Linked DNA regions of Homo sapiens: region 1 is linked to region 2. The links are chromatin loops, found by intact Hi-C in ENCODE. Cell type or tissue: GM12878. All regions are shown on one strand. Each heading gives the region's core, and the rest is flanking DNA. Links, peaks and the distances in the headings are about the cores only.

Evidence for each region. A loop is a pair of places that touch in the nucleus more often than their neighbours do. Peaks named below come from ENCODE experiments on the same cell type or tissue, not always from the same donor. Only the 100,000 strongest peaks of a DNase experiment are listed, where the experiment ranks them.
Region 1: it touches region 2 in a loop (5-fold over the local background); 4 of 110 quality-filtered maps call a loop at or near these places.

What each region holds. Positions count from the first base shown.
Region 1 is chr9:117,638,455-117,650,459 of GRCh38, forward strand. It overlaps LOC101928797 (a long non-coding RNA gene), which reads left to right and starts at 10,152. Exons shown (of 6, transcript NR_109806.1): 1 at 10,152-10,241. In GM12878, for the core only: a CTCF peak has its summit at 6,385 (motif pointing right); a DNase peak (open chromatin) is centred at 6,267.
Region 2 is chr9:118,516,032-118,528,036 of GRCh38, forward strand. LOC105376248 (a long non-coding RNA gene) reads right to left here and starts at 7,466. Exons shown (of 3, transcript XR_930294.2): 1 at 7,123-7,466; 2 at 1,935-1,988; 3 at 1,010-1,406. In GM12878, for the core only: a CTCF peak has its summit at 6,228 (motif pointing right); a DNase peak (open chromatin) is centred at 6,280.

The DNA.
Region 1 (12,005 bases), core at 1,953-9,952, 880 kb before region 2:
CTGTACTGTTTGTTCTCTGCTTAAAGAGCCAAATTAGAAGAAATAAGGCTGATGCTAGAGAGCTTCACGAAACTTTCTGCATATTCTACAAGTTGAATAATTTATCCCTAGATAACTAAAAAGAATATAGGTTTAACATAAAGAAAAATGGATTATCTCCAAGTCAAAAGCAATTAATATTAATTAGCTATTAATTATAAATTAATTAAGCAATTATTAATTAATTAGTCTGGTCAGCAGCAACCAGATGAAGTCATTTATTCATTTAGCAAATACATATGTACTGAATACCTTCCATATTCACTCTGCTAGTCATGGTAAACAAGCACCATAATAAACAGAACAAATAAGGTGTCTTCCCTCATGATGCTTGAATTCTACTGGAGATAAATGCTAAACATTTAACGATAAATAATAGAATAATTGTATACAGTGATAAGTGTTATGAAGAAAATCCAATAGGTGGAGAGCTGCTCGAGTTGGAACTAATTTAGAAATGGTCAGCCGATTGCTTCACAAGAAGATGATGCGTGGAATGGGAGTGGAAAGATAAAGAACATTCGGCAGCTCAGAGCAAGAGTTGGGTAAGTGGAACCAACAACTAGGAAGTAACCTCATCGTCTAGTTTATGGAACCAACAACTAGGAAGTAACCTCATCATCTAGTTTATCTCCATCATTAAAAAAAAATTCTCTTCTGGCCTCTCTGTCTGACTCTCCAGAGCTGGGATGAGTTCCTTTTTTTTTTTTTTTTTTTAGACAGAGTCTCGCTCTGTCCCCCAGGCTGGAGTGCAGTGGCGCCATCTCAGCTCACTGCAACCTCGGCCTCCCTGGTTTACGCCATTCTCCTGCCTCAGCCTCCTGAGTAGCTGGAACTACAGGCGCCGGCCACCACGCTCAGCTAATTTTTTCTTTCTTTTTTTTTTTTTGTATTTTTAGTAGAGACGGGGTTTCACCGTGTTAGCCAGGATGGTCTCGATCTCCTGACTTCGTGATCCGCCCACCTCCCAAAGTGCTGGGATTACAGGCGTGAGCCACCGCGCCCCGCCGAGTTCCTTTTTTTTAACGTTGTCTTTCATCTCTAGCCTCTTTTGTAGGGCTGAATCAGCATTTTCTGGATTTTGTGGAAGTTTGAGACACATCTTCCAGAGCTTGTCTGGACTTGGAGTTTGAAGAAAGTTTGGAGCAGCTAAGCACCTCCAAAGGTTGTGAGATGGAAAATGGAAAGAAGTTTACTTTGAGAAATAAAGTGAAGCTTAGAGAATGAAGGTGAGGCTGAGAATGGATGAAACCGGAGACTGAGAAGGGATCAGCTTCCGGAATAGCACATCTTTCTTAGTTTTGGATTCTCTATTGCCACTTACTGAAAGGTCGCTGAGGCCAGTCCTCTATGGAGAGGGATCATCACACACATTTACACATCGCTTTATGTTTTGTAAAATACTTTCATCACCATGTCTTCAATCATCATTAAAAAAAACAAACGAACCTGAATGAGGAAAAGAGGAGAACCACCATGCTCACTTCATACAAAATGAAACTAAAGTCCCAGGAGAGCTTGGGTAGAGCATTCAAATTCAGAGTTCTACCCAAATCATCTACTGCATCATGCAGCCTTTAACATTAACCATCAGGGAGTGGATTTGATCCTTGCTGGCAGAACAGACATACATCTTGCTGTTTCCTGCTTTCTCACTCCTGGCAGACAACACACACCAAACGCAGCCCTCTTTCCAACTGAACCTGGACCTTGCCTGGGTCCTTTTAATCACACTATTCCAAGCAGCCACTACCAGTGAATTGGGATTAGCCTTAAAATAAAACCTTTTTCCAATCTTAAGTCACATGATGCCTAAGGTCTATTTTAACTTTGTTAAATGATTTTATATTTAATTGTGATGGTTCTAGAAACTAGCTTTTATCCAACTAAAAGTCATCAGAAGCCTATGATATCGTGGGCATCCCTTTATTCATCATGTGAGCAAGATATGTTTTCTAGAGTTTTGTGCTCACAACCTGGTGGAGGTGATAGACAGACAAGTAACTGAACAGATGTCTAGTTTTTATGTATTTTAAAATATTTTAGAAGAACATAGGAGGCAGAAGGTAATGTCCATTAGGGATAAAGGTGGTGCTAGCAAAAGACAAATCTGGAATCCTTGTGGACAATATGTATTTTGAGTAGATTTCAAGGTGGAAGGAATGAAAAAGGCATTTTCAACATTAAAAACCACTTAAACAGAGGCATCAAGGCACAGAGAGAGTTGTGTGTGGGAGAATGTCAATTTCTTGAAGGTCGAGAGTAAGTTTCTGTTCTGGATGCCTTAGTGGATGAGCAGTTGCTTAATTGGAATGCTTTCCATGTATTGATTGATTGAAAAATAAAAAAGATCACTCACAAAAAAGTAACTATGGGAGATGACAGATATGGTAATTTGCCTCACACTAGTAACCAACTTACTTTCTATATGTATCCTATAACATTTTGTTGCAAACCTCAAGTAAACACAATAAAATTTAATTTTTTTAAACCCCAAGGAAAAAAGGAAATGATGCTTATCTTTAGGAAGCTTACAACTGAACAGGAAAGCGGAGAAATATTTGGATATCAGAAAATGTGGGTTCCAGTTCTGACCCTAACTGCAACTTTGAGAAGTCACTCTCCCAAAAGCCAAGTTTCAAAGGTTAGAAAATGGCTTTATCTTAAGTGCTGACCCTGATGAGTCTGGAGCAGTGTGCTGAAAATATGCCTCAAAGACACAAATGGCATTGCTATTTTCCTGCTAAATGAATTAGCAAAGTCTGCTATGGGAGGGGCTGGGAGAATGGCAATACCAGTGCCATATATTGTCATCCCCACACAAGTCCATTTCCAAGGTCCCTGTGAACTCTATGTTCCAATGATTCTTTCAATAACCCTATGCTATCTATATTGTAACCTCAAAAGACAGCAGGTGGAGGAAATAAGATAATTTATCCTATGTCCACAGGATACACACACTATTGGAAACAAGAAAGGAAAACTCCTGACTACTCTCTTTTATTTTCAGATAACATTTTGAAAAATTCTTGGGCTCAGCATCCTTGGTTCCTGGCCATCAGCCCTGGTAAAATCAGTCCCTTCTGGTCCATTACAAATTAAATAATCATAGCTCTATTCATCAGGAAAATATATGCAGAAAGGCTTCATACTCCATCAATTAGTATGAAGGCTTCGAGCCTTTCATTGACTAACTCTGAGCACTTCATGGTGACTATTTCGCTCGTACATCCACGGGAGTAGGCAGAGACTGCCTGCTATTGCCTGGCTCGGTGCTTCCGTGTAATGATTCTTCAAGTGCCTGCATTGGGAGTATACATCTGCCTGGCCACATTCCTGGCATATGCCTTGCCCAGGTCCTTTTAATCACACTATTCCAAGCAGCCACTACCAATGAAGTAGTACTGTGTCCGGAATTGGTGGGTTCTTGGTCTCACTGACTTCAAGAATGAAGCCACGGACCCTTGCGGTGACTGTTGCAGTTCTTAAAGGCGGCGTGTCCGGAGTTTGTTCCTTCTGATGTTCGGATGTGTTTGGAGTTTCTTCCTTCTGGTGGGGTTCGTAGTCTCGCTGGCTCAGGAGTGAAGCTGCGGACCTTCGCAGTGAGTGTTACAGCTCTTAAGGCTGTGCGTCTGGAGTTGTTCCTTCCTCCCGGTGGGTTAGTGGTCTCGCTGGCTTCAGGAGTGAAGCTGCAGACCTTGCGGTGAGTGTTACAGCTCATAAAGGCAGTGTGGACCCAAAGAGTGAGCAGCAGCAAGATTTATTGCAAAGAGCAAAAGAACAAAGCTTCTACAGCGTGGAAGGCGACCTGAGCCGGTTACCACTGCTGGCTAGGGCAGCCTGCTTTTATTCTCTTATCTGGCCCCACCCACATCCTGCTGTTTAGTAGAGCCCAGTGGTCTGTTTTGACAGGGCACTGATTGGTGCATTTACAATCCCTGAGCTAGACACAAAGGTTCTCCACCTCCTCACCAGATTAGCTAGATGCAGAGTGTGGAAACAAAGGTTCTCCAAGTCCCCATCAGAGTAGCTAGATACAGAGTGTGGATTGGTGCATTCACAAACCCTGAGCTAGACACAGGGTGCTGATTGGTGTGTTTACAAACCTTGAGCTAGATACAGAGTGCCGATTGGTTTATTTACACTCCCTTAGCTAGACGTAAAGGTTCTCTACGTCCCCACCAATCTCAGAAGCCCAGCTGGCTTCACCCAGTGGATCCCGCACCGGGGCTGCAGGTGGAGCTGTCTGCCAGTCCCGCGACTTGCGCCCGCACTCCTCAGCCCTTGGGTGGTCGATGGGAGTGGGCGCCTTGGAGCAGGGGGTGGCGCTCGTCAGGGAGGCTTGGGCCGCACAGGAGCCCACGGAGGGGCGGGGGGGAGGAGGCTCAGACATGGCCGGCTGCAGGTCCGGAGCCCTGCCCCGCGGGAAGGTGGCTAAGGCCTGGCGAGAAATTGAGCACAGCAGCTGCTGGCCCAGGTGCTAAGCCCCTCACTGCCCGGGCCGGCGGGGCCGGCCGGCCGCTCCGAGTGCGGGGTACGCCGAGCCCACGCCTACCCGGAATTCACGCTGGCCCGCAAGCACCGCGCCCAGCCCCGGTTCCCGCCCGCGCCTCTCCCTCCACATCTCCTCGCAAGCTGAGGGAGCCGGCTCCAGCCTTGGCCAGCCCAGAAAAGGGCTTCCACAGTGCAGCGGCGGGCCGAAGGGCTCCTCAAGTGCCGCCAAAGTGGGAGCCCAGGCAGAGGAGGCGCCGAGAGCGAGCAAGGGCTGTGAGGACTGCCAGCACTCTGTCACCTCTCAGTACTAGGTACTAAATCTGTTAATATTTGTAGAAGAGAGAGTGTTCATAGGACATTGTACCGAACAACTTGTTAAGCAGATATAACATGCCTGACCCACTGCGAGGCATAGGAAGAGGTCTCCAGAAACACAAGGTGGACTTTCTTCCTTTCTGTGCTGTCTGTGAAAATAAGCAGTTGGGCTGGACTGTGTCTATCAGTGAAATACAATATGAGGAACAGAAGTGTTCCGCTTGGGTTTCCGGTTATAGGAGCATGGTGATTTTTCAGGTGATACTCATTTAGATTACAACTTGATAGCGGCTTCTTCTGAAACCAGGTGAAGAATTCGTGGCTAATATTGCCACAATTTGTTGTTTACTGTTCCTATCTGCTTTGTAACACCTGCACTATGCTGTCCTTCTTGCATCTCAAACAACATCCTCTCCTTTATCTAGAGCCAGATTTGTTTGGCTGTTAATGTGATTTGCCTCTAAGAAACATTCTCTGAAAAGTCCAGAACAGCCTATGTTTAACCTTAGTAGCCTTTGATACGTCTTTTTGCAGCATGCTTATGTCAGGACATAAAAAGTCTGAATGTGAATTACGAATGGAGTTGTGTGCCATTTGTCGTTCACAACTGCTCTGTGGTCAATTTGTTTTCTTATTGACTTTTTTTTCTGTTCTCATCTGTTATTTTCCAGATATTTATTGGGTACCTAATACTGTGTATTATTACCTTGGAATAAGTGGAAAAAGAATATAACTATAGTGCATCTTGTCTCTTAAAGCAGAGTCAAAATTCCTCTAGTAAAAGTCAGTTTTGTTTAGGCTTACCTCGTCATCTACCTGAATGGACCTTAGTGATTTGTTTAATTCAATCCTCTCTTTATATAGTTGAGAAAACTAAGGCTCCTAGAGGAAAAAGTGACTGACTCAAGGGTACGCAGCTCCCATGGGTGTAACCTAATTCTGATTCCTACTCCAGGGTTTCTTACCTATATGCTGCACAGTGCCCAACACTGTGCAGAAAAGAGGAAGGAAGAGGTCATCAGGGCAAGTTAAGCAGGGTAGCTAAGAAATTAGTGAGTCATTTATTTGCTGTATTTTCTCCATTCAATATATACTTTTTAAAGACTCGTTACTATTTGTGAGGTGTGAAAAAAACAGTCTCTGCCATCTGCCAGTTCACTTCCTGGTAGGGGAGAGAAATCCACACACATTTAATTTGCATACAGTTTAGAATTTTGGTAAGTGCTACGATCACAATAAATAAAATGAAACGTGTTTGAAGGTCAGAGATTAATTGTGTTTGGTCCTATGAGCAAGTTTCTTACATTTTAGAACTTAGAGTACACGAGGGAAGAGGCATTCCATGAAAAGGGGCTAGCGGAGGAACATAAGTGTAAAAGGCCTCCAAATATAGTTTGCAGCATATACCAGCAGCAAAGACAGGAAAGTACCCCACTTAGGATCTGCTGGAGGTTAATCCTGATCTTACGCCACTTCCCATTTAAGGTTTCATTGGTTTTCACGTAAGTGTGCATGGATGCAGTGTTAGCTCTGGCCACATGATGGCGGTGCAGGGCCACAAAAGGGTCGCAAAGCCTCTGAACTAATTTTGAAGGTTGTGTTTGTAAAAAATGCCGGGAAGGAAGAAGGGTGCCCCAGACCAGGGGTCAGAGCGGCTTGGAGGGGCTTCTGGGAGAAGACAGCAGCCCTCAGATCTGGAGAGGCGGGTGCCATTATTCTGAACCTCTGGTCTGTTCAGAAACTCCGGAAATAATTTAGATGTTACATAACCTGTAGCCAGTGAAGAAAGCAGCCCTTTTGAATAGTACCCATTTAAAAAAATAAGAAGGCTTATAATACCCCACCTCCCAGTTTCCCTGAATGCTTTCCTTCTCTGTCAGGGTTGTGCCTGTGGTGCCTTGTTGCCACTTTGGTTGAGTAAAATGAGAGGTAGTTATCCAATGTGTTGGGAAAAGGAATAAATTGTTTCTTAATTACAGTACCCCTCAGACAGTATACGGAGAGGGAAAGGACACTAGTCCAAAACCCTTTGATCTGGGCTTGCCTTGCTCAGGCCACTTGCTTGGTTTTTCTCATCTCTTGAGTATATGGCGTGGGGGGTGGTTTTGTGTGTGTGTGTGTGTGTGTAATGGTGTGTGGTTGTGCGATTGCACCTATGTGTAGTGGAGGGAATAGAGATACATGTGGTGGTGCTGGCACAGGCCATAGCTAAGGGCATTTTTGGCTCTGTGTAGAGTCTGGGATAGAGAAAGAGGAAGAGAGTGAGAGAGAGAGAGAGAGAGAGACAGAGACAGAGAAAGAGGGAATGAATTCCCAGAAGATTCCTGGGGTTAAGGAAATGATTTGATTAAAATCTCTGGCAAAGAGTGAGTTTTGAAATCGATTATTTAACCCATGTTCTTCCCTGACTTCTCACTTTTCAGTCCACCCCTGCATGCTGTCTGTGCCTGTCTTGTTCTTTCTGTCTTGGCAGCCACTCCTGTCTCCTCTCTTTCAATCTCTATTACCCTCAGTTTCCATCCTCTTTTCTGTTGCTTTCAAATAAAAGCTTTGTGGGAGAGAAAGAGGGCCTAGGGTCAGACTATACAGTGCCCCCAAGAAAAGGAAGAAAAGAATGATGGAAGAATCCCTGCTGTCTGTGTGGCTGGGGGTGGTGGGGGAAGCAATGTTGGAAGAGAGGGATGATAAATAGATAAGCCCCCACGTTGAGGAGGCTGCTGTCCAGGAGAAATCCTGCTTCAGAAGAGGAGGAAACAAATAAAGACAAATGTCCAGGAGCTGGAAATGGGTGGAGTTGATGAGATGGGGTGTTTGTTTGCGTGTGGAAATTGTAGCTTCTCTCTCTTTTCATTCTACAAAGACAGAACTTCTCAATTTTTAAGTCACAATACATTTCCAGAAATCATTTATTTCTAAACATTACCAGTCAAATCCCCCATTCCTTTCTGCTTTTAGAATTTGAGTGAGATTGATTTGTGTTTTTAATTTTAAAGGGCAGAAAAACAGGCTGTTCAAGTGTTCCGCTGGCATGGGAATTCCGGGCATGGTCTTTGTCCTCCTCCCTTCATTCTTTCCCACTCCCTCTTTTCTGCCCCCTCATCCACACCAGGGAGGGTCCCCAGGATGCCAAGATAATAATTTTGATTTGGTTTTATTTTTATATTTATAATGCAACGTAAATTTTTTTCCAGAATTGATATTTGTAAAGACCATTTTCAAATATACACAAGTCAGAGAGGCAGCGTGGGTGGGATTTGAGAAAGAATGTGTTGTTTTTCTCTGTTATCATTATTATTTACTAACCTTTTATTCAAGCACTGTAATGGAAGATCGACAAAACAACTCTCATCCCATAATCAATTATAGCTGGAAGACAATAAATAGCTATTCAACGTTTCTTTCATGTTCTGGAAAAAATGGATATATTGACTGCCTTTAAAGTTGGGGCCCTTCCATAGACGCTGGGTGGGCTGTTGTAATTGGCTCTTCTAATCCCATAATCTTTATGAGCTTGGCATAGATGAACATAACAAAAATCATGATAAAAACAATAATTTACTTTGGTGTTAGCTGTTAGAGTTTGTAAAACAATGGCATAGGCATTATGAAATTGAATTATTTCAACTGCCCTGTGAGATAGTAATTATTTTCCCCATTTTGTCAATGAGGCAACTGTGATTCAGCCAGACTGAACTTGGGCCAGCATTCCCCTCACTACATCCAAGCAGCAGCAGCCTAACGCATCCTCTTTCTGCAGATGTACAGACCAAGTCTAAATGAGGTGGCACACATTCAACGAGGGTAAGGTAGGATGGGTACAAAATGCCCACAGATGCCCCAGGAAGCAGACCAAGAGCAGGGAAGTCATTTGGAAACAGACCTTCTTTCAAGTTCTGACTTCACTCTTACTAGATCAAAAGCTGTGGACATAAGACATGACTTTTTCAAACTTTAGTTTTTTCAACTATACAATGAGGATAAATGTGCCTGCCTTTTGAGAAGATTAAATGAGATGAAATTAAATGAAATGAAATGATGTAAAGTGTTTAGTATGGATTCCACACATGCTGGTTGTTATTATGCCACATACCGTCTACATGAACCATCCATTCCGAGACCTCTTATTTTATTTTTTTATTTTTTTATTTCTTTTTTGAGACGGAGTCTCACTTTGCCTTGTCACCCAGACTGGAGTGCAGTGGTGCAATCTCGGTTCACTGCACCCTCCACCTCCCCAGGTTCAAGCGATTCTCCTGCCTCGGCCTCCTGAGTAGCTGGGATTACAGGCACATGCCACCATGCCTGGCTAATTTTTGTATTTTCTAGTAGAGATGGGGTTTTGTCATGTTGGCCAGACTGGTCTCAAATTCCTGACCTCGGTGATCCACCCACCTTGGCCTTGCAAAGTGCTGAGATTACAGGCATGAGACACCATGCCCAGCCTCCTAGACCTTCTTTCAACCAATATCAGACACAAGGGAGAGAGAAACTGTATTATTTATCTATTGCTGCATAACAAATTATCTCAAAATGTAGCAACTTAAAACCATGATAAACTCTGCCACCTTTCATAGTTATGTGAATCAGAATTTAAGGAGAGGCTTATGGGTGATCATGGCTCAGCATCTCTCAGGAGGTGGTAGCCAAAATGTTGGCCTGGGCCATAGTCATCTAAGGGCTCACCTGTGGTTGGGGTATCTGTCTCCCAGGTGGCTCAACTGTCAGGTCCATGATGACTGCTGTGAATGGCCCCAGTTCCTGGTCATCTGGATTTCTCCATAGGGCTGTTTGCTGAATTCCTTCACAGTATGGTGGCTGGCTCCTTACAAAAAGAGCCATCCAAGAGAGCAAGATGGAACCTGCAGTGTTGTTTATGGCTTATCTTAAAAGTCAAACCACCATCTTCACAACATCTTACAGGTGACATTGGTCAGCTCTACCCAGTATGGAAGTAGTCTGCACAGGGGCACACTATCAATCAAGTAGAATAACAAAGGGCAATCTTGGAAGCTGGCTGCTGCAAAGCCTCCTCCTGCAAAGCCTGCAAATCCTGCTCCTACTCTAGACTCATAGTTTTTTACTAAGAATTTGTTTTGGGAATGCCTCAGTCTTTTTAGTTAAATGGTCATGATGGGGTAACATTGGCAACAGACCCTCAGAAATCAAGGTGTCCACTTCATAAAGCACTACATGGACACATCAGAAAAAGTGTGAGATGGGCAAGCGCTCCTAACTGAAGCATCAAGGACCAATGAGTCTACAGGACCCACTGTTCTCTCAACTTCCAATGCAGCCCTTCTTCTGCTACCTTACCCTGAGGACTTGGACATTCCAGCGTATCGCAGAACCGGAATTCAGCTCCCATTGCCCACAACAGTGCTTCCCTGCCTCAGGTGGGTCCTCAGAATCATTAAGCGTGCTTGTTGAGTTTAAAAATTCCAGGGTACCTCGTGGAGAGACTTACTCGGGAGGCTTGGGAGGAAGGCTGGGAATCTGTGTTTTGGACCATCATCTCAGATGATTCTTAATATCAAGCAAATTTGGGAAGGTACTGAAGAGCTAATGGGAGGCATATAGAGCTGAGTTCCTCTCTCAGTCACACCACGTGTGCATTGAAGTTGCTCATAGCCTTTGGCCTCACAGCCATTGCTAGTCTCGCTCATCTTCCCTGGCTGGCTCTTCTACGTCTTGCCTTGCATGTCTGTGTCTATGGATGCCTAATCCTACTCCCCTCCACTGCCAGCGCCAAATTGACATCCTGCAAAAACACACAGAATGTTTGAGTGTTTTGTCTGTTTGGACAAGCAGGGGGTTCCCTGGGCATTTGGAGATAATTTCTTGGTTAAATTATATATTTTTCTCCTTTCATGTTTGAAAAAAACAAATTGGCTTCTTTACAGTTGCCTAATCTTTCCCTCCTCATTTCCTGCTGAGAAGACAAATCTTCTACTCTTTTTTTTTTTTTTAAAAGTCCCCAGCACACTCATAATCAGTCAGTTTATAAACCAACGTTCCAGCCCAAAGTATTGCATGAGTAAGGGGGAAAATCCTTTGTTTAACCACAGACTATTTCCCTAAATTTCCATTGTTTGAGAGTGACCTCTTGGATGTCACTCATTCTGCAGAAAAATTGTGTGGTTTTATTCTGGTCCACGGTTTCTATGCTTGTATATTGACGGGGTTCCTATCATGTGTTCTTTTCTAAAAAGTCAACAAGGAAAACAAGTGGGTTAAGCCCTCAACTAGTCTACTAGGAGAAAGCTAAGGGGGAGACATAATTTAAATGCAAGGTAGAATGTGAAGGCAAAGTGTCGTGGTTCATTCCTGTAATTCCAGCACTTTGGGAGGCCAAAGCAGGAGGATCCCTTGAGCCCAGGAATTCAGAAGCAGCCTGGGCAACATAGTGAGACTCCATCTCTAAACAAACAAAAAAATAATGGGCATGGTGGTACACACCTGTAGTCCCAACTCCCTGGGAGGCTGAGATGGGAGGATCACTTGAGTCTTGGAGGTCGAGGCTGCAGTGAGCCATGCTTGCACCACTGCACTCTAGCCTGGGTAATAGAGCAATATCCTGTCTCAAAAACAAAAAAATCGAATGAAAAGTGTCTTAAAAGAACTGAACCTAAAGTAACATAAAGTGAACATATAGAAAACTCAAAGGAGGGAAAAACATTCCAAGAGACAATCACAGAAGGCATTGAGCATAGAAGTTTAGGGCATGAGACTCTGCCGTTAGATCACAGGATTCAAACTCCAGCTTCACCAAACACGAGTTCTTTGATTTGGGGGAAGTCCATTAATCAATCTTTCTGGGTCTCAGTGCCATTGTCTGTGAAATGGGGATAATAAAAGTTCTCAACTTTGGGTGGTTATGAGAATTCAGTGAGTTAATATAGAGTAACTAATCAGTGTCTAGTATGTAGCATGGGCTCAAAAAATTAATTGCTTTTGAGCTGAGCTTTGAAGGATGGGTGAGACTTTGGCATGTATAGGTGGAGGTGGGCAGGGAGATTCTTCTAGACTAAGAAAATAACAGGAGAAAACCCCAAAGCGGGAGAGGAGTGATTGTCAGGCATCTATGAGAACAGAAGTGCCCTTTAGTTGAAGAAAAGGGTGAGTAAGGAGTGGAGGAAGATCAGGTGCAAGGATGTGTT
Region 2 (12,005 bases), core at 2,068-10,067:
GAAATAAGTGGTTGTTTTTGAGGCCATGAGGGATTATTTACAAAGGAAATCCACTTGCCTCACATTCCCTATCCTAATGGACTCTTTATTGAGCTTATCATCTTGTTGATAACACAAAATCACTTTGCTACCAGGTTCCTCTTGTTCCAGGCCAACGTGTTCTGATCTTTATGGGAAAGCATCGTGATCTAGAGAGGATACCAGGCTAGATAGCAATGGCCTGGCTGTGTTTCTATCTCCACTAACAAATTGCTGACTATGAGCCACTTTCATGTATCAAATATAATAATTCTTATCCCTGGCATATGTATAGATAGCTACAGTTTCAAATCACTTTCGTGTCTAGTTTTATTTTTAATAGATTCTCAGAATTACCATTGAGAAGGGTAGGGTGATATAGATATTATTTTACCATTTTACTAAAAAAGAAACCCACAACATGGTAAGTTAAATGATTGCCTAATGTTATACTAGAATAAGTGTTAAAAGGTCTTTGAATTCAAAGTTTTTTACTCTTAAAATATTATGTATATACACATATATATACACACACATACATATATTTAAAAGTAAAATTATGCCTCATGCAAATATAAAATGAATACATTATATATTTTATTTAACACACTAATTAATAAGGGAACCAGTAAGATGTTACAACTGGTTTGAAGAAAAACTCAAAGTTTTAGTTATTTATGGTCAAGTAAGGAATGCTGAAATGAAATTACAAGTGAATTTGTAAATTTCAAATATGTAATAACTGTTCAATATACACAGGATCATAAGCATTTGCATTCCATGAGCATAATTTGCATTTCTATGTGAGGGGTTTTTCTTCAACCCCCATAGGTTTATATTTGGACTAAACCCCTGTAATAAAAGACACATTTACAAGAGAAAAACAAACAGATGTTTATTAATATGTATATTTCATATATACATGAGAAACACTCGGGATCAGTAGTTCTCAAAGAGGCTTGAAATCTAGCTAATGTAGCATCTTCAACAAAGAGCAATAAAGTTTCAGAGAAGTAACCGAAGGAAAAGGACTTTGAGCCTTTAAGGACTGCAACTTGGAAGAAGGCAAATAACTGGCAGAAAAATGTTAGTTAGTAGAGCTTCTTAATGTAGATTCCCTCTGGGACCATCTCCAGACCGATAAAGATGTAAAGCTGTCTTTGGCGATTAACCTTTTTCTCCTTGGTATAAGGTGGGGTGAGTGAGGGGGTTGCCCTTGTAAATCTATGCTCTGCTTTTAGGCAAATAGATGGAGTACAGAGAGCTTTCCTATATCTGTGTCTTCTTAATTGTTTTCAGTTCAGCCATCTTTCACATCTTGGGATGGCATATTCTGTCCACCCCACCATGAACAAAAATTGTTTGTATTATTATCATCTTCTAATGACCTGCTGGGTTATAAAATAACTCACAGACAGTGAAAGGGAGAGATAACCATGATGGGTGAGCCTCTTACAAAATTTTCCACACATTCCTATGCTTGGAAATATAATGTTCTCATTTTATAACATTCTATTACCATACCCTAAAAAAAAACCCAGCATAATTTTCTCCCTCCCCTTGACCCCATAACTGATCATCTCTGATGTTTGTTATATCCATATCAATATTTTAGGGTTGCTACTCTTCAAGAAAACATGCTAAAATATTCAGATAACAACAATATTGGTAATAATATAAAAATAACTACCATTTGTTCTGGCAGCTACTACATGCTGATTGCCAATGACATCAATTAATAAATGTTTTTATCTTATCTCATTTGATTGTCATGGCAATCTTACAACATATGGGCAATTATTATGCCAGTTTGACAAATATAAAAACAGGCATCAATATAGCAATTAATTTGCCCAAAACTATCCATCTAATATTCAGCAAAATGAGATCCTGTTTTACTTTTTTGTAATACTTACATGAAGAAAATCATGGAGAACATATTTAGCAGCCATGTACTTGAATTTGCCCATCTAAAATAAGGGGAAAACATAAAAATATAATATTATTAACGCTACAAGGGATTCAAGGACTTCAGGAAGGAAAATATTACATCAACCTGTGTCCCTCAGAGTTGTCTCTGAAGTCTCATTATGAAGTGAATGATTTTTAATCAATTTCCTTCATTGGAGTTCCATGGAGAGATTGTTCTGGAAGAAAGGGGTAGTGGTGTAGTCACTGTTTATAGAAAAGGAAATTTTTGCTTTAAACATTGTTTATTGCAAAAGGAAAAATTTTTGATAAAATCATGGCCTCTGAAATTGTATATAGCTAGAACTCTGCTGAGTGATTTAACAGATATGCTATTATAGACATGTTATTTAAGCTGCCTGAACTTCCTCATCTTAAAATAGAAAAAGTACCATTATCTACCACAAAAGGCACTGTGGATTAAATAATATAACGTGGGTAAAAAATTTAGCATTGCGCTTTGCATACAGCATTCAATAAATAGAAATGGATATTAATTATTATCATTATTATTATTAGACACCATGCTTTCAAATTCAACATACTCTTTTAATGTTACTTTATATGTTAAAATAATTATTTTGCCTGAAAAAAAATTAAGTAATAGACATTTTAGAGTGAATGTTTATAAACCACCCTACCCCTACCCTCTCTTTGGAGATTCTCTTACATGCCCTCAGGGAACTGTGTTTTTTTCAACTGACAACATGGGACTCGTTCTCCAATGTTCATTTTATTTTGGTGTTCCATTATAAGGCAGGCTATTCACCAGTTCTCTGACATAAGCATATAGACAGGAATGGGGCACAGTTTAATTGATACCACAGTAAGAACAATCCATAGCCTTTTGTTTGGATGAACAACCTGAGACAACTATGTCTTTGATTTGGAAACAATTACTTTAAATTTGCTTAAGTCAAATATCTCACTTTGAAAAGTTTACCATTCAAAAAGCATTGTTAATATAACCCATTTCAGCCACTCATTCTATTTTGTTTCAGATTTGTTATTGAACAGTGAGAAGGACAGAAGTGGAAGGATGAGGCCCCTCTCTTCCAGGGACTAACCGTCTAGTGTCCTGCATTCACATGGACACTCTTTGTGCAAGATATAGAGTATTAACAATAGAGATCAAATCCAGAGGTTACAAACTGGTAGCCTAAAGGGCCTGCAGATATGTGCGTATTTGACTTGAACTCTGTTGTCTCACCCCCGGTTCAAAAAATTAGTAATTAATTTCCCAAATTAAATAAAAAATATATTTAACATTTCACAAGAAATTCAGAAAATTCTGGTGTTTCCCTTACCTGGGCCTTAACTCCCTAGGTAGTAATCATCAGCTGTATGTAAGCAGTAGCTGTCCTGTGTAAAACACTCTAGGGCTCTCTACTTCACCCTGCCCAGCTTAAAACACAGTTTTATCGTAACTACCTTGTCCCTGTGTGCATCTGAGCCCATGACCTCTGAAATAGTGATCTTTGACAAAACTACAATATGTATAGAGCAAGAGATTATTGATTTCAACAAGAAAGACATCTGGGGAGATGACAAACTAACAAGTGAGTGCTTACTATGTTTTACAAACTTTATATATATTTTCTCTATTAATTCTTGCAACTATTGCCTAAAATAGGTAGCTTTATTGCTCCATTCTCACACTGCTATGAAGAAATACTCAAGACTGGGTAATATATAACGGAAAGAGGTTTAATTGACTCACAGTTCCACATTGCTGGGGAGGCTGCAGGAAACTTACAATCATGACAATCATGGTAGAAAGCAAAGGAGAAGCAGGCACCTTCTTCACAGGGCTGCAGGATGAAGTGAGTGCAAGTAGGGGAAATGCTAGATGCTTATAAGCCCATCAGATCTTGTGAGACTCACTCATTATCACAACAGCATGGGAGAAACCATCCCCATGATCCAATTACCTCCATTTGGTCCTGCCCTTGACACTTGGGGATTATGGGGATTACAATTCGAGGTGGGAGTTGGGTGGGGACACAGAACCAAACCATATTGGCAGCACTGTAGCTCTTCTATATTTGAGGAAAATGAAGCTCAGAGATATTTAGATATGACCTAATTGGCAGAGCTAAGATGTAATTTAAATATAGCAGAGATGAAACAACCCAACAAAATTTGTTTTGTAAACAGACATATTTCTTTTTAGTTTACATTGGTCAGGACAGAATAAGCTTATGTGGTGGTAATAAACTTGGATATATATCAATAACTCAATAGCTCAACAAATAGCAGTGGCTCCAGCATTCACCAGGACAGTTCCCTTACAAGAAGTGACCAGTGATATCAGCAGGATTTGTCTTGAGGCTTCATCATTGCAACAGGAGTTCTCCACAATCACTGTTGCAAGCAAAAGAGGGAAAGTGAACATCATGCATGGGCTTTCACTGTTTCAACCTAGGTATGTCACTTCTGTTCACAGTTCATTGTCAAAAATTTGTGGGAACTCCCTATCCATAAGCAAAAAGGCTAAGAAGTCTTCCCCATACCTGTGGCTAAGAGGGGAAAATGAGCACCAGTAGTGTCTACCATGATGATCTTGGGCAAATTACATGAAATATTTGTTTTCCTTTCCTTATTGGCATAACAAACAAACAAACCAAACAAAAAAACACATAAAACCTGATACCTTTCTCACAGCATTTTGGCAGTGGTTAAGACAATGACTATGAGGAATGATTTCAAATGACCAATAAATTAACCTCTTTGGGTTGCTATATCTGATAAAGACAGTGTGGAGGCATAGGCATAGTGCTTTTTTAGAACTGAGCCAGGTAACTGAGCCATAGCCTCAGTTCCCATGCTGATAATTATGTAACTGCAGACAAGTCTCTAAGGTTTCATCTAAAAAATTGGAAGATTGAACTATAGGATCTCTAGGCTTCCCTCTGCTCCACAATAGTCTATATCTGCCATGAGTTTCTTACAGCAACTACCAGGTCTGTCGATCAGCACCTCACTTGCTTGTCCCTTGATCCAGCAGTTCTTTTGTTGGGAGAAATCTTGAGAAATGTGTTTTCATTTCAGGATTCCATCATGACCAATGCCCAGCACTGTGGCAGATGAAGAGTAAAGGTTTCCGTAAATGAATAACTACTCTAGGCCAGGACAATTGTAAATATAGTGTTAGAATCTGGACCATAAAACACACTTTGAAAGTGATATGGTTTGGATGCATGTCCCTTACAAATCTCATGTTGAAATGTAATCCCCAGTGTTGGAGGTGGAGCATGGTGGGAGGTGTTTGGATCATGGTGGTAGATCCCTCATGAATGGCTTGGTGCCCTGCCCGTGGTAATAAGTGAATTGTTACTCTTTTAGTTCACAAGAGATCTGCTTGTTAAAGGGGACTAGTGCCTCTCCCCTCTCTCTTGCTCCCTCTCTTGCCATGTGATACACCGGTTCCCCTTTTGCCTTCTGTCATGATTTTGTACTTCCTGAGGCCTCACCAGAAGCAGATGCTGGCACTATGCTTCTTCTACAGCCTACAGAACCATGAGCCAAATAAGCCTTTTCTCTTTATAAACTATCTAGTCTTCGGTATTCCTTTATAGCAATGCAAAATTGACTAACACAGAAAGTATTCAATTTTGTAAAGGATTCAATGATTTTCAATGAAAAGAACTTCATCCTGGGATTCTGGAGACCTAGATTCTAGTTCTGAGTCTAACAATAGCCTGCTATGTATGGAATATCAAATTTTTATCCCTTCTCTTGGCCTCTGTTTCTTATCTGTAAATGTAATAACTAAAGAATGCATGGGTTTTATCTCTAGTCAAATCCAAAATATTGATGGTAAAAAAACATTAGTGGTCATGTTAGAAGGATTGAGAGCAAGTCTAGGATCAGCAAAAACATATAGCATGATTGATTAGACATGCTCTTTATGTGCGCAGAAAATGACAACGGTAATATATACAAAAGTTATGTATTCACTGTTTTTGGACTAGATAAACGTTGAGGCAACTGCTAACATTTTATCATGCTATGAATGAGCAAAATCCCTCTTAGAGAGAGGGTCCCTTAGACCTAGAATATCAGAAAGCAAATACTAACCGGCCAATTTCCAAGCCAAAATCTAAGAGCAAGCCAGAAATAAATAATAAGGTCCTGAGACCCAAAGAGAAACATTTGCTAGGCTATGTGGAAGACCTGGCGGTAGAGGGTTAAGAGTTTCGAGCCTGAGCAGTCTGTAGTGTATGTCAGCCAAAAGGGGGCAGTAGAGGCCAGGCTCAGCAAAGTGGATCAGATGAACTAAGCAGGCCCCTCTGCTGCTGCTCTCTGCTGTAGATGCCAGCTTCCAGGTGACCACAGAGGGGAAATGCCTGATGCTTAAATGACAAAGCAGAAGTGGTTTTAGCCAAGGTGCACTTGTACCATGTGGAGAGGAAACTATGACTTTTCATTTGCTTTTAAACCATTCCCCCCTCACCATCTTGAACTTTCTGACCTGAACCAGCAAATTCACCCTAAGCGAGAACAGCAAATTGCACATCACTTGCTGACCTGGGAGGGCTGGACCAGAGCACCTGGCTATTTTCATGCAACCCCTGCCAGTGTTTATTTCTGCCTCTTGGAGTAAGGCTTGTTAGGAAGGAAAATTAACTCATCAGCTACTATTAGCAGGGCCTAAGGACTGCCAGGTTTTTCTGGGAAATGGCAAACCTCTCACTGCCCTTCCCAGAAAGGCCTTCCTCCTGCCAGGAGGCTGTTTAATCAGAACCACAAACAATCGTGAATAAAGGGAAGGTAGTCATATTAAGCAGCACCTGTCCTGTAGGGAACGCAATGATTGCAGAGGAAAAACACAGAGTGAAGCCTGCTTGCATCTCCCTGGGGTGTAGAGACTGACTTCCTCCCACAGCGTGAGTATAAGCTGCTCTCTGTTTTCCCGATGACCTCTCTCTGATGCTAATCTTGATCCTGTTGCCCACCCGTTTAGTGGTGATATATTCAGCCTACATTACATAATTATGGTTATATATAGTTATTTGCAATACAGCGTACATTTATTTTAGCGATGAGTATTAAACGTCTTCTCCTCCCATCATACCACTCCCTCCAAGGCTACATTGGTAACCTTCTAATTGATTTTTCTGTTTCAATTCTTACCTCTTTCAATCCATGCACTACAAAAACAGCCAGCGTGATTTTTGAAAAACAAGCTTGTGTTACTAACTCTCTTGGAAATTTTGTATAGTTTCCCATAGCATTTAAAATAAGTTTTCAACTTCTCACCATGACCTACCAGGTCCTACTTGACCTGTAACCTACCCGCTCTTCCACTCCATCTCATGACACTATTCCCCATACACATTTGCCCCATCTTTCTTTTAAATCTTAGAAAATATGAGATGTCATATTGACTGACTGTACATGCAGAAGCAGAAATGTTCTTTCATGTATTTCTTTTTAAGAGCAATATTGTATTTTTCCAGAAGCCCCTCCAACAGTTATTTTCTTATGGTCTTCTTGGCTAAAACTAAGTAAAAGGCCACATGTAAACCAATCACTATTAAGAGAAATGGAACCATACTGACTTAGATTCATTGTGATTCAATCCCCATGGTGACAATGAGTATAGCATTTTCTGAAGCACATTTAAGAATCTTAAAGTAAGGGAATGGCTGTTACATATGAAACCAATAATATCTCTGCAATTAAAAAAAATAGGATTTAGCCAGGACATAGAACTTAATGAAGGTAATTGTACACATAAAGACTAGTTTGTGAAAAAGCACAGGTATTGGGAAATGTCAAGTCTAATTAGAGTATTTAAAATATCCCATTTAACTAGAATGTAGGGTGTGATAGGAAAGACAAGTAGATGATTGGAAATATCAGTTGGAAAATAATTATAGAGTCTCTGATGTCAAGCAATCATTTTTGAATGAATTAGAAAACTTTGGAAAATAAGTGACCAATTTGAAGTTTTAAATATTTTATATATCAAAAGCCTGACTCCCCAATAATTGAACTCCTTAAAGACATGTACAATCTCTTCTCCTAAAATAATAATTTTGCAGAAACTTTCATACATTCTTATATTTAGATAACCCTAAAAATCCACCAAAAAACTGTTAAAAATAATAAATTTCACAATTGCAAGATATAAAAGCAATGCAAAAATCAGTTGTGCTTGTAAATGCTAGCATTAACCAACAAAATAGAAAATAATCCCATTTATATTGGCAATCAAAGGAATAAAATATTCAAAAATAAACTTAACTGAAGAGGCAAAATACTTGTACACTGGAAACCACAAAACATTCCTTAAAAAAGAAAAAGATACAAATAAATGGAAAGACCTCTTCTGTTAATGGATTAGGAGACATAATATTGTTAAACTGTCTATAATATCCAAGTTATCTACAGATTCAATGCAATCCTTTTCAAATGTCCAGTGGCAGTTTTTGCAGAAATAGAAAGGCCATCCCCAAATTCATATAAAATCTAAAGGGACCCTGAATAGTCCAAGTAATCTTAAGGAAAAAACAACAATTCCTGATTTCAAAACATACCACAAAGAAATAGTAATCGAGATGGTGTGGCATAAAGACAGACATATAGATAAATTGAATAGAATAGAGAAACCAGAAATAAAACCATGCACATATTGTCAAATGAACTTTGCAAGGGTACCTACATTACACAACGGAGAAAGAGGAGTCTCTTCAACAAACAGTGTTGGGAAAACTGGATATTCACATACAAATTAATGAAACTGAACCCACATCTTACACTGTTTACAAAAATTAACTCACAATGGATTAAATATATAAACTTAAGACTTAGAACAAGAAAACTTCTAGACGAAGATGTATTGGAAAAACTTCAGGACATTGGATTTGCTAATTATTTCTTGGTTATGACATCAAAGGCATAGGCCCAAAAGCCATAATTAACAAATGAGACGTCAAACTTCAAAACTTCTCAGCATAAAAGGAAACAATCAACAGAGTGAAAAGACAATCTAAAGAATGGCAGAAAATATTTGCAAATTATGTGTCTAATAAGGAGTTAATATCTAGAATATATAAGGAACTCTTATAATGTAACAATAACAGAAAAATAACTCAATTTAAAAAAGAGCAAGAACTTGAGTAGATAATTCACTAAAGATATTAAAAAAGACCAGTATTTATAAGAAAATATGTTCAACATTACTAATCATTAAGAAAAATGTAGACTAAAACCACAGTGAGGGCCAGGCATGGTGGCTCATGCCTGTAATCTCAGCACTTTGGGAGGCCACAGTGGGAGGGTCATTTGAGGCCAGGATTTCAAGACCAGCCAGAGCAACATAGCAAAACCCTTCCTCTACACACACACAAACAAACAAACAAGCAAACAATTAGCCTGATGTGCACCTATAGTCCCAGTTACTCAGGAGATTGAGGTGGAAGGATCAGTTTAGGCCAGGGAGTTGAGTTGGCAGTGGGTCATAATCACACCACTGCACTCCAGCCTAGGTTATGGAGTGAGACCCTGTCTTAAAACAAGAAAACAAACAAACAAATAAACACAACCAGAATAAACTATCACTTCATACCCATCAGACTGACCACTATTAAAAGAACAGCAACAAGAAAATCAACAAGTGTTGGTGAAGATAGAAATTGGAACCCTTGTGTTCTGTTAGTGAGAATGTAAAATGATGCTGCCATTATGGAAAACAGTGTGGATGTTACTAAAAACATTGAAAATAGAATTACCATATGATCCAGCAATCTAATTCTGGGTAAGTATCCAAAACAAAGCAATATTTCAAGAGATATTTGAATACCGATGTTCATTACAGCATTATTCAAAATAGCCAAGAGGTAGAAACAACCCAAATGTCCATTGACAGATGAACAGATAAAAAAAAATGTGGCATATTCATGCAATGGAATGTTATGGAGTCTTAAAAACGAAGAAAATCCTGTCATATACTACAACATAGATAGCTTTGATGACATTATGCTAAGTGAAATAAGCCAGTCAAAAAGACAAATATTATATGATTCCAGTCATGATTATATTATGTCATCCACCTAGAACCTGTGAAGATGGCCTTATTTAGAGAAAAGGGTTTTCACAGATACAATTCAGCTCAAGGACGTGAGATGAGACTGTGCAAGCCTAAAATTAAATAACAGGAGAAAAAGCAGAGGGTGATTTGAGATATGGAGACACAGGAAGAGAAGAAAGCCATGTAGAAATGAGAGTAAAGATGAGAGTGATGTCTACATGCCAAGGAATGCCAGGGTTTGCCAGTAGCCACCAACAGCTAGAAAAGATTCTCCCTCAGAGCTTCCAGAAGGAACCAATGCTTCTGATACCTTTCTTTCAGACTTATGCCCTCCAGAACTATGGGACAATAAGTTTCTGTTTTTGTAAACCATAAAGTGTGTGGTAATTTGTTAGAGCAGTTCTAGGAATTTAATATAAATGATTTGATAATCAAAAGACAATGAGTATCACCATCAGTATAGATCAACATATTAGTAACTGGTGAATCCTGTAGTAATTACTTTATGTTTAGATGGTGATCAATATTTTTAGAATCTGCAAATCACTATGAATTCTTTACCTGTAAAAGTACACATGTCCAATACATTCACAGCCTTATATACAATTATGAGGTTGGGAACCTGTTAAGCCCAACCATGAACATAGAACACATATCTAAAACCACTCTCATTCTCACCTTCAATGATACATGATCTGAAACAAGAAAGACGAGTGAGGTTTTTATAGACACAAAAGAGAAGGCCTGGAGACATGGTATTGAGGACTACGAAAATAGAAACATTGGGTTAGGTAGACACTAAATATTTGGAAGACTTTGAATCATGTGCCAAAGAATGTGGAGTTTGTCTTTTAATTACTAGGGATCCATCAAAACTTTTATCTAAGAGAATCATAATAGGAGCTTGATATATGTGCAAATGAACAAAGCCAATTACATTTAGGAAGTCCAATCAACACCTTGAAAAGAATAGATTATCTTTCACAACAAAATTATAATGCATGAACTATGTGATCTAAGCTGCAGCATATAATTCACTAATATTCCAGCAACAAAGATGTCCAGGGAGCATACTTGGGGACATATGGAGCGTTATGAATTGCAGTCTTTCTTTGCAACTCCAAATAGACTATTATATATTTTCAAATTGCTTATTTCAAAGCAGAGTTAGTTTCTCCCATAGGTACCAATTCATATAACAGCAACCTACAGAACAGCCCTCTGTGGCAAACATTATTAGATATTAAAAAGAGAAAAAGAAAAAAATAAATGAAGTCATTGGAGGAAAGTGGTCTTTTCCTGTCTCTTGGGCTAGATATCAATTCTCCAGGATTTCTTTCTCCTCTTTACAAGATAAAAATGTGACATAGCTGAGGACCCCCTGTAGAGAGAGAATAAAACATGAGATAGTATGTTTGGCCTAGGAAAGTGAGTAATGTGGAAAATTCTAGCAGACATATGTAGTGTGAAGGAGATCATGAATTAGAAAAGACTTGAATTTCAGAATCCGGGATCTGGAAGTTATTTACTGTATACTCTTAGCCAAGTGATTTAAAATATCTGGGCCTTACTCTCTCTATCTTTAAAATGGAGAGAATACTCACCTCACAGAGAGTAATTAAATGACATAATATATCTGATTCTCTAGACAAAGATTGTTTGCTCAGAAAATATTGAATCCTTTTCATTGATGCAGAGAATGAAAGTAGAGAAGAAAATTAGGGACACGTGAAACACAATTCTTTCAATGTATGGCCTGTCCATATATATATGTCACATATTCCTGTGCTCAGGTGACTTCTTATATTTTAAGATATATGCAGTCCACAAGGCCTTCACTGATCACACTCACACTAAACTGGAAGCAAACGGAACACAATTCAAATTCCTATGGCCACTATTTTTCAATAAAATCATTTTGCATACTTGAGCTCCAGTTTCCTTATGTAAAGAGGGGGCAAAATAGCAACCCTAAAGCATA